Regions from separate parts of the Homo sapiens genome. Here region 1 is linked to region 2. Evidence: chromatin contacts called from ENCODE Hi-C data. All regions are on one chromosome and are shown on one strand. Each heading gives the region's core, a stretch centred on a gene start or an enhancer-like site at or near the end of the contact. The rest is flanking DNA. Distances are from core to core; before and after follow the strand shown.

Region 1 (5,992 bases), core at 2,666-5,165, 42 kb before region 2:
CATCTAAACTTAGTCCTGTGTGACCATGAACAGATTATGTTACTCCTTGGGCCACAACTTCTCTCTCTTTAAAATGAAGGAGTTAAACCATACTTTAGGAATATTTTAAGAGTTTTATGATTCTGCATTCAGAAAGAGACTGTTGTTTCCTAGAATTTATGGAAAACAACACAAATAAGTGGGGGAGAGAAGGTAGTTATTTAGCATTAGTTGAAGAACGAATTCATTTTTAAGAATTTTTTCTGACTCTTAAGTGTTCAAAATTGAAGCACACTCTTTTTCAGGCAATTGTTCTATAGTTTAAAAGCTTAGATCTTTGATTATGCTTGCAGTGGAATTTGAATTATTATTGCCTCAATGACAGTTAATATTATTCTCATATTTGCTCTTTGTGCTACTCATCATTTTATCCACTTGCTGAGCACTTCCTGTGTGTCAGCTCCCTTGGGTGCTTTGGGCACTAAACAAAATAAGACATGATTCTTTTCAAGCTATTCAAAGCCTAATGAGAGACAGCAAGAGGCAGACAACTAAGGATAAAAAAAATACATATTTAAGTAGGGAATGAGAAAATGGAAAGTATTGAGTAGACAGTGATTGATTCTGGCTAAACAAGCAAAGCTTATAATTTTAAAGTAAACAAATTGTGAGTTTTCATACACTTTTCTTGGGATGATTGCTCCCCAAATAGTAACATTTGAGAGGGAAGCAAATTCAGGTCCTGCAATAGTGCCCATGAAACGTTTTATCCTGAAGTACTGGATCCCACTTGCCATGATGAGAGGAAAGTCAGATACGGGGAGGGACTTTTGACACTAACTGCCCTATCCATTGCCTTTGCTTCCAATTTATTAACTTATCCATTCAACAAATATTTATGGAATAACTCTGTTATGCCAGGTAATGTTCTGGGTGCTGGAGACATAGAAATAATTTGATTGACAAAGATTCACTGCTACCTTAGAAAAATGGCTGATTTTAGGACTGGGGCAGGAAATACAATGAGCCTGGAACATCTTGCAACACCAGAAAGTTAGAAAACACTAAAAAAAAGAAAAGAAAAGAAAAGAAAAACTAATGGAGATGTATTAAATGGGTATAAGGGCAACTGAAAGTGCTCCTAATGGCCAAAGTTGGAACAATTAGAGCCACAAAATATAATAGTATTGGATTATTACCAAAATAAATATCCATGAGTTTATACTGATAAAAAATTGAATAAATTGACAAATAGGTGAGAAGAGACAAATCTCCATGGAGTAGAATTTCAAATAATTTACATAGATACTGTTCCTTCCAGGAATTAGAGCTTCTTAAGTGGGAGCTGTGCATAGTGACTTCCTCTTCCTAAGAACACAGTAAGAAAAAGAGTGGGGAAAGGAACATTGCAGTGGAGAAATCTGACAAACACTATCTCAGCCAGGTGATCACAGTCAGCATCATCAGTCATAATTTATACTGATAGTAAGACTCTTGATGTAACAAAAATGGCGCTTTCCCTCCGTGAACTTTGTCTCCCAAACCTATAACCTCAGTCTAATCACAAGAAAAACATCGGAAAATGTCCAACAGAGCAGCATCCTGCAATACCTCTGATGAGTGCTCCTCCAGGTTGTCAAGGTCAATAAAAACAGGAAAAAGTCAGAGAAATTGTCATAGCCAAGAGGAGCCTAAAGGAGACACTACAACTTAATTGAATGAATATTCTGGAAGGAATCCTGGATTAGAAAAGAGACATTAGACAAAAACTAAATAAATCTGAATAAACAATGGATTTTAGCTTGTAATAATGTATCAATATGGGTTCCTTAATTATGACAAATGTATCATGCTAAAGTAAAATATTAATAATAAGAGAAACTGGATGTCAGGTATGGAGGAATGCTCTGTGCTATCTCCTCAATTTTTCCGAAAATATCAAGCTGTTCTAAAAATTAAAGTGTATTGAAAGAATTTCACCATTCAAGGGAGCTTACTAAAACTCTATTTTCCACATTTATGTAAAATAAATTATAGAATATATAGTATGTCAGATGCAATAAGTTTTATTGAGAAGAATAAGGTAAAAAAAAAAGAGAAAGTGCTGGGGATAGTGCAATTTTGTATATGGTCAGAGAAGGTCTACTTCAGAAGGTGACATTTGAACAAAGACTTAAATTAGGCAAGACAGTAAATCATGCAGTTAACTGGAGAAAGAGATTCCAGAAAGATAAAACAGCAACTGCAAGTGTCCTGAGGTAGGAGCAAACTCTTCCTGTTTGAGGAACAGCAAAGACGTCAGTGTGGCTGAAACGGAATGGACAAGGGGAGGAGGAGGAGTCGGTGAAGTGAGAGATACAGTGGTTGGCCAGAGATACAAAAGGTTGGCCTTTTAAGGTATTTTTTCTCATGCCTAAAGTGGGATAGGAAACTGCTGGAGGAATTTGGGCTGGGGATTACCGTAATCTGATCCATTTTTAATGGATCTCTTTGAGTGTTTGGGGAATCATTGACTGCAGGCAGAAAGGCAGAGCAGGGGACCAGTCACAAAGCCATTGCAACAATCTGGATGAGAAATGATGGTGGCTTGGGCTAAGGATTTAGAAGTAAAGTTTGCAAGGAACTCTTGACACTGGATGTATTTTAATTGTAGAGGCAATGGACTGCCCACCTATTACTTCTCACAGCCCCCCACACTCACCCCAGCCTCACCCAAACATTTTCAGGAACTGATGCTTCTGCCTGACTCCTTCCAGGTCTTTGCATGTAGGCCTCAGATAGCCTTCCTCTTTGTAACCTACTTAAAATAAACTCCCTTTCTCTTTGCTATTCTTTCTTAGCAACATGTTTATTTCTTATCACTATTTGTCATTTTGGCACTTCTGTTTTTTTTGTCTGTCTTTCCATCTACTCTATAGGCAGTATGAAATCAGGGACCAAATTTGTTTAGTCCAATAATTTACTCCAATTGCCTAATGCAGTACCTTAAACATAGTAGGTGCTCAACCAATACTTGATGTCTGTATTTATGAGTTTTTCCAATCATTATATCAATACCTACCTTGGGCAGGCCCTTGGTCTAAATTTCACACTCTTGCCCCAGATGCCTTGCTATGGATTCCACAGAGAAACACTGATAAATTTTTAACCTGTAGTAGCTGTTTCATCACTAGTCTCAATGATAGAAGCTCATTGAGTGGGTCTCTATTCTGCTCAACTGGAGTAAAAATAGGCACTGCTTAGCAACCAGCATTTTGTACTGTGCTTTCTCCTCTGAGAAAGGCAGAGCAATGCTAGGAAAGTCAGAGCAATGCTAGGACTCAAACAGTGAAGGGATTTAGGAATGGGTAAGTATATTAAAAAATTGGATAAAAGTGTTTTTGAGAAAAAGCTCCAAATGGTTGCTCCAGAAAGGGTGAGAACATAACATGCTAATGATGAAAGGATCCCCTCGGACAGAAAACCTTTGCATTTCCCAAATTAGATAGTGCACTCGGGTCATAGCACAGAAGGTTCTTAACATAAACCAAAATGGACTAATTGCGCACAAATGATTAAGCTTGATTCATTGTTCTTATAGCTATACTCACCAGTTGTGGAAATAAAGTTAAAACAAAACTAGAAAGTGGCTTTGTGTGTTAGTCTGTGGCTTTGGTTTTGATTTTTAATCCTAACCTGCCAGCCATTGTATCCAAACCTCAATTTTGTTTCTGCCACTCTCACTACACCTTTGTACAAATGTGGGAAAGTCCCTTTTGCTCAAGACTCACTTTTCTCAACTGTCAAGGAAGGTGATTCAGTGACCTCCAAAGCCACCTACAGATCTAAAAATAACCACCTGTCCAGACTGTCTGGATAAGCCCAAGTGGCCAGTAGCCTGGAGAGTCATGTGCCCAGCGTGGCTTTATCTGCAAGCTTGTTCCCATCCTCTGTCAGTACCAGGACACTGAATACACGGCTTCAACGCAGGTTGCCAATCACCTACAGCTTACCTGCTCCCTAGAGAGTTGCCTATTGTTTGCCCTGTAACTGCAGACCAGCTCTGGCCATCTTTGCTAACCTATGACAGAGGTCTGAATGCCTTCCAATTTTATCCCTTCTTTGGTACTCCCTCCACCCTAGAGTACCATACTTTCCCTATATCTGATAGTTACTCTTTTGTCATCATTAATAATTCTTTATATTCAGCTTCCTCTGTTTAACCAACTAAGTGTTTCCTATCTATCTTCTGATTAAACCTAGACTATTGGATCATTTGAATTAAGTTTGTAATACATTTCAACGGAGTTATTTATTAGAGAAAGGGTGAATCTCAATCATGGGGAAAAAGTAGCATCTTAGAGAATATTATACTTTGGAGAAGATAATTTTTAATAATCATTGATCTCAGACTCCTCCTAATTGACTTAATGAAGCAAGAAAGGAAAACTGACAAAGGCATAGCAACTAACTTTAAGGAGGAATTACGTAGCAACTTGAGTCGCTGAAAAGTGCGTATTCAATTTTGGTTTGAAATTCTGTCCCTTCTCCCCCTGTTTTGAATATTATGAATCCACTTGGAATTAAAATAGAAGAGTAGGAAATGTCAATACAATAGAGAGTAAAATTGTCCTGTTACGATCCTTAGGAAGTAATTGTCTGGAGAGGTCTATCCCTTAGGAGCTTGTATATTATCCATCTCAACTTGGAGGGAAGTCTCTGACGGGCGAGACAGGATTTTGTTTTATGCATAATTTGATTCAATGTTTTTGCTACTGGGTAAAAACAAATGAGATGATTTATAGCTACATAGTAAAGAACCACAAGATCTGTATAGGATTGAAGCTAAAGGCTGTAGTTTAACGGAACTAAATGAAAGTTGGGTCTTCAGTAGATTTATATTTCAAGACAAGTTCCTAAAATTTTACAGCTCTCCCCAAAGGAGAGAAGGTTTACTATTTTCTTAGCAAAAGTTATGTGTATTGCTTGTCTCTGCTGATTTCTCTTGGTGAAAGTAGAATCCTTAATGAATTTTCAGAGAGATTAATAAATACAGAGGATTTGTTTTCTTAATCTTGCTTTTTCCTAACAGCGCCTAAGGATCTGCCATGAGCTGTGCCTACAAAAAGCCATAAATCTGGTCAATTCATCTTGAAAAGATGAATCAAGTCAAGTGAGTGAGAAATAAATTAAAAAGGATGTTAGCTATAAAACAGCTTCCTGCATGATTCAATTTATCAGTTTGCAAATGTCAATAAGTGTCTTATACAGTATTATAAATAACCACAGACAATGTGACATGAGTTTACAAAAGCTATAAGCATATATTATCATCAGCACATAATCAAAAATAAGCTACCATATTAATATATATAATATATACACATATGCACATGTCTTAAATTCACTTTAAAAGATTTACAATAAACAATTACAGTATAATAGTAAAAGTATCTAATAATTATTGAGAGCATTCTACTTGTGAAGTACTGTAGTATTTTACTTATATTAGAGATTAAGTAACTCGTTTCAGGTCATACAGCTAAGAAAATTGGAATTGTTATATTGGAATCCTGCTGTGTCTGACTCCAGAACCATTTTTATGCACAACCAAGGCTGAAAGGAGACTGGAGATCATTTAGTGTACACCCTGTGTTGTTGGGTAAAAAGGACTGAGAATAGAAATGACTTGTAAAAAATGGACCCACACGATCAAACCTCAAACCTATACTTTCTGGTTCCTTGTCGGTTGTTTTCCATTGCATGAAGCCCATAGGAATATTAAATTGTACCTGGTGCTGTGAGTAAGTGTTTCTGACTCTGACTGTGTGAAAGGAGGTGGAAGGAGCAGTAGTTTAATTAGTTTAAGGCTGAGGGTATGGGATTTGCAATGTTCCAGTGTAAATAATCAGTTCAATACCTATTTATCGATGCTTGCTATGGAAGAGTTACTATACCCGGTGCTATGGGAGAACAATAAATCAATCACATATAATTCTTCGCTTCAAAAACTCATAGTATAGTTGGGGAAATG
Region 2 (5,497 bases), core at 65-2,564:
CCTATGCATATATAAGTATATATGCATAAGTTTTGTGTACGGAGAGAATACTATAGCTCTACCTTCCTATTTTTGCATACAAATGTGACATGATGTACACAAAGTTCTGTGATTTTTGTTCCTTTTATTCAATAACTATTACAGACCTCTCTATATCAGCATCTGTGATCTGTCTCCACCTTTTAAAACAGATTCCTAGTATTCTGTTGAATTTATATAACCATTTTGTACTTAGTCTGTCACATTTTCATGAATATTTGCTGTTTCCAATATTTTGTTAACACCAACAATGCTTCGATGAACATCATTGCATATAGTAATTTGTGCCATGTGTAAGGGGTACATTCATGTATCTTGCAAGGAGAATTCTTGCTCTAAGGGCATATTTATTTTTTATGTTGATGTATATTGCCTACTTGTTTTCCAAATAAGCTGTACAGTTTTCCCAACCGTATATGAGAGTATTTGTTTCCCAGTATTTATCCCTCTTCCCTATATTATCAATTTTTTGAACTTGCCAATCTGATTATAATTCTAAGGTATGTTTATCTAATTATGACTGAGGTTAAGCATCTTAACAATCATTTGTTACATTCTTTCCACATAACCATTTAGCTCTTCATTATACCCTGAAAGATATCCATCTTCTCTCCACTAGTTTCAAATGGAAGCTTAAATAAATTTGTTTATTTGAGTCTAAACTCTCCATTTCTAAACTCTCTACTCTTTTACATTTACCTTATTATTTACACATATCAGTACTAATTTTTGTAAAATGCATAGATTAAGACATCTTAATGTACAATAGGTTAGTGCCTTTTCTTTTTCTCAGAATTTCCCTAGATATTCTTGCTTTATTTTTCAGTGGTAGTGATGGAGTTGTTTCATAAAATAAACATTGAAATATACCTTGTTTAAAAGAGGGGTATTATCACAATAAAACAAGGAAAGCTTTATGCCTAAGTTTGGGTTAGACCTGGAACTGAAAATGGTGTGTAGGAGAACAAAGAGTACCAACAAAGGGAAGAAAATTGAATAAATGTTCCAAATATGAAATACTATTAGAAACCCAGAAGTTCCCTGGAATAAAACATGCACTTGAATGTGGAAAGTTATTAAGTAGCCAGCTAGCTCTGTAGGTCAGCATTTATAACCCCTACTTTTAAAGGCCTTGACAAACAGTGCTAAAGTTCTCACCTTAAACTTAAATTCCTTGGGCTCTTAGTACCTGTAAACATGTACCCAACATTCCTTCCCCTAGCATGCACTTTACGAGTCACAAGGAGCCATTATTAATGCATGTCCTGGTAGGAAGCATAACTTATAGAGAAGCTAGTAAGTTCTGAGAAAGAAGGAAATAAACACAGGCACCAAACCACTATCCTAAGTTGACTGTCCTTTAAATATGTCAAGATCCAGACTTTTCAGTGTCACCTCAGCGATCTCAACGATAGGGATCTTGTGTTTGCCGCTATTCCAGGTAACTATCTCTCTTTCTGGGTTAAGGTTTTCAGAGGTACTCTGAGGTACTCTGAGGACTTGATTTGCTATAGATTTATATGTGAGCAACTTAACTGCTTCTACATTTAAAAGATTTCCTTCAAGCTTTACTAGCATCTTATGATTTCTTGTATTCACTGGTCAGAGGGACAAAACAAAATGTCCAAGGCATTAGTCTTATTTCTCCTTCAATTAGTTCTATTGCTACTGAAATAACGTGATTGCAAATTTAACCTTTGTTTAACTTTGCTATGCTGTAATTTTTTAAATTCAAAATGCTATTGACACAGAACAAAATGCTATGGCTAGATTAATTTAAGACATGTTTACTATTGCCTACAACCATACTTGATGCTTGACAGTTTTTCAATGCTGACTGATGTAGACAGAACCATTTTAGGATTTATTTCAGTTCCTCTGCTCCAGCATCCCCTTCTGACTAACACGTGCATCTCTAGATCTGTGTGACTTCAATGCAAGGTATCTGAAAGATTTAGATCTAAAGTAAATTATAGCTTTCCTTACCTCTTCATAATAACTGGAAGTTTGACAGCTAATGTGTTGGCAGTGAGGTGCTAATAATTTAATACTGTGTACTATTGCTAGGGTACAACACACAGAAAAAACACGGAAGTGACTTGAAAGTGAAATACTGGTTTTATTTGTTTATCTGTTAAGCTGGATCCCAAACGATTTCATCTACTCATAAATAAACTTTCTTTATGGACAAAATGTGAATGTTCATTTTCCTTTCACTTAGTATGCAAATCTATTTGCAGCATTCTAGCAAAAAAGAATGCAACTCATTTTCTGTGCTTATAAATTGTTCATTACCATGCTCTCTGATGGCCAATTCATGGCTCCATCTGCAACTCCACAAATCTCTTTGCCCAGATAAACTTGGTGGAGTAAATACAAGGTGCTGAAGAAGATGCTTTTGGGATTAAGGGGGGAAAAGACACATCTCACACAGAACTCCCAAGTCTATCACTTTAAATTTTGTAACTTCTTACTTGTACTTTTATTTGCGTGTTATAGTCCAGGAAAATAAATACTTCAACTGACTTCATCAACTAAGTGTTCAGAGCTACACATAAATGCCGTTTAAAGACTTTCTCCTTGTACAAGGAAGGAGTCCTGGTTCAAAGGGTCAAGCAAGCAAATAGATAATAAGATCTTTAGAAAGAAGTGCCTTTTTCCTTGTGATTTAGTATATGAGATGTTGTAACCTATGACACTCAGTGCAGATAACTAAGAGCATTATTTTAGAATGCTTATAGTATTGGACTTTTCAAACAAAGCAACAAAGATGATTACTTTTTTTCTCTTCTCTGATAAAGAGAAGACTGTAAATCTCAACTGGAATGTCATGTGATCTTAAATGGACCTTACCCTTAGAGCAGGTTAAAGTCGCCCTTTCATGAATATATATTTAATGCCCATTAATGCTAATAGGCTTGACTTCTGTTTCCATGTATGTACTTGGAACTTGTTTTTTTTTGCGTGAAAATAATACTCACTAATAATGAACCTCTGACCTCTAGCTACAACATGAAAACAAAAAATGCAAAGTGCACAAAAGCTCTTTAGAGCAAGCAAAATCTGCATATAGAAAAAACAAAAATTGTCGTAAAATCCATTTATATTGGTATGTAGAAATGGAATCTGGTTCACAATATATATCTTCTGCCACTGCTGAGCTTAAGAATCCACCCAGAGATTTTTTCAATTAAAATTCTGTGTACCAACAATAAACTCTGCTATAGAGCTTTTAATTAAAAAAGCAAACGAAATGATATAAACCCACATTGTCTCTAGGCGCTGCTTGTATTAAAGGATTAGACTGATGAGATGTTTGGATTTTATTGTTCTAAACATGTGTTTCAGTTGGTGCTCTCGGACCTACCATGCGAAGAAGATGAAATGTAAGTAAACAGCGAAAAACTCCATGTTTTTATTTCGCATTTAAAAAATTCAAAGTATAAAAAAGGCTCAAGCCATTAGAAAAAGCCCAGTTGAGTTTCAAATGATCATTATAATCAGAAGAAAAGTAAATGGTTTGTAAATGCAGATGGCTCCATTTTTTTTTCTGAAAACAGGAAAGATAATTTTCATTACGATCAGCTTTGTTAAATAAATAAGAGGCCTAGTTGATTTCTAGATATTTTTGCACACTGAATTTATCTTCCTTAAGGTTTCAAGGGTACTTTAAGTTCATAAAAGAATCATGATGTCATCTATGGCTTCATCCACACTCAAAAATCACAGTGACCAAGGGAGGCAGTTTTCTGTATAACTCAGTTTAAAATACAAGCAAACTGACCAAAATTCTAACCTGTACTGTGTGTCTATTTCAAAGTGCTTGTGATATGAATTATGTGAACAATTGACTCAATTTTTTCACTTTTTGTGCGATAGACTTAATGGTTCTCAGAATTCTATTCAGGAGATGAAGAGAAGGTGCCATTAATAATGATACTGATAATTAATATCTGTAATTCATTGTGATTTAGTATCAGAAAAGCACTTCCACCCAGCACTATCTTCTCCTGCTTGCAGCCCTTACTGTTAGCAGCTGTTTTCAGTCTTCATTGCCTGTTACACTCAAAGCCATGCTCTCTGTATAGCAGGAGGCTATGACTGTATTTCACAGCAGAAATTGGGACCATTCACCTGCTTCTGGTGGATCTTCTTATTGTTAACAATCTGCTTATTAAATTTGTGCTGCTCTTTCAGCTTTTGCATGGCTCTCGATTGCTATTTCTTTACGTTAATTTTGGAACTGCTTTTTCACTCTGTCTTATGCTGTTTGTGATGTAACAGAGTATTTGATTGTTTGCATGCTTATCTGACTCAGGATTTCCTGGCTGCCCTTATCTTATCTCCTCATCTTCTGCCTTTGACCCAGACTAACAAAATAAAGAAGTTCAGAATTGGAAAGGATCTTAAATGTTGAATCTAACTCTAATCAACGTGACAGAAACATACGGTATTAAGAAAGTTTTTATGCTGACTTTAGCGGTAGCTGAGGCTACCGCTCTCCCTTTTAGGTGAAGGGATTGAAACCTAAGAGAAATAGTAAATGAGTAGTAGGGCTTCAACTGGTACTTAGGCATCACATTCTCTGGCTACATCATTTTGCAACTAAGTGTCTGTAATGGTTATCATTATTCAATACAATTGCTTTTGAGTAAAAACAAAAAAAAATTAACCCTCAAATGAAATGTAAATTGGCAGAAAATAAACACAAAAAAGAGAGTGGCTGGGAATGTAGGGTGGTCATATAAGGTAAGTAAATGTATTGAAGACGTGCACAATATCTCAAATCTTTTGTTATCGCAAGACAGTGTCAGCGGAATGAATCTGTAAGGAAAGTCATGCTGTTTTCTGAGGGAGTAAAAAGTCCCCTCCAAGAAAAATCCTCTTTCTCTAACTATATTTATACAAGAGATTTCAGTTTCAAATCACTTCTTTGATCTGAGACATTATCTCCTGATAAAATACACTACCCAGCCAAGAGACCATATTCATCCATTTACCAGCACTGCTATAAGAGAGTAACACACAAACATGGCAGATTACAGTGAAAAGGACCGTAAAGATGGCCTACTCCAAATGTCTTTTAAAAAATGAGAAACACAAAAGGACAGTAGCTTGTCCAAAGTTCACATGCAAAATGGACACAGAAAAGGGAGACTTGGATTGGAATGCAAGGGAGCATCAAAGTAAAAACATGAAACATGGATCGCCTAGGTAGAGGCCATGGTGGAGGAGGTGCTGATTAGCTAGAAATAAAAACATATGTATTAATCAACTTCTATGTTCCAAGAATTGTGCGAAACAATTTGCATATATTTTCCATTAAAACAAACAAACAAACAAAACTGGTCGACCGGGCGCAGTGGCTAACCCTGTAATCCTAGCACTTTGGGATGCCAAAGTGGGTGGATCACCTGAGGTGGGGAGTTCGAGACCAGCCTGGCCAACATGGTGAAAC

What was found. A loop is a pair of places that touch in the nucleus more often than their neighbours do. Pooled maps may share reads with other maps.
Region 1: a pooled map shows a loop between it and region 2 (2.6-fold over the local background). The contact joins the enhancer-like site here to the promoter of TMEM207 in region 2. A Hi-C loop is called at or near these places in 2 of 168 maps with a recorded cell type or tissue (endothelial cell of hepatic sinusoid and ovary) and 4 of 50 pooled maps.

Annotation. Positions count from the first base shown.
Region 1 is chr3:190,489,561-190,495,552 of GRCh38, reverse strand. No RefSeq gene overlaps it. Among named protein-coding and RNA genes, the nearest start is that of IL1RAP, 22 kb to the left of the region's middle. Within about 2 kb of position 3,915, at least 4 of the 41 ENCODE cell types and tissues checked have a DNase peak (open chromatin) inside an H3K27ac peak, as active enhancers do.
Region 2 is chr3:190,445,718-190,451,214 of GRCh38, reverse strand. It overlaps TMEM207 (transmembrane protein 207), which reads left to right and starts at 1,314. Exons shown (of 5, transcript NM_207316.3): 1 at 1,314-1,480; 2 at 3,388-3,425. The coding sequence starts at 1,406.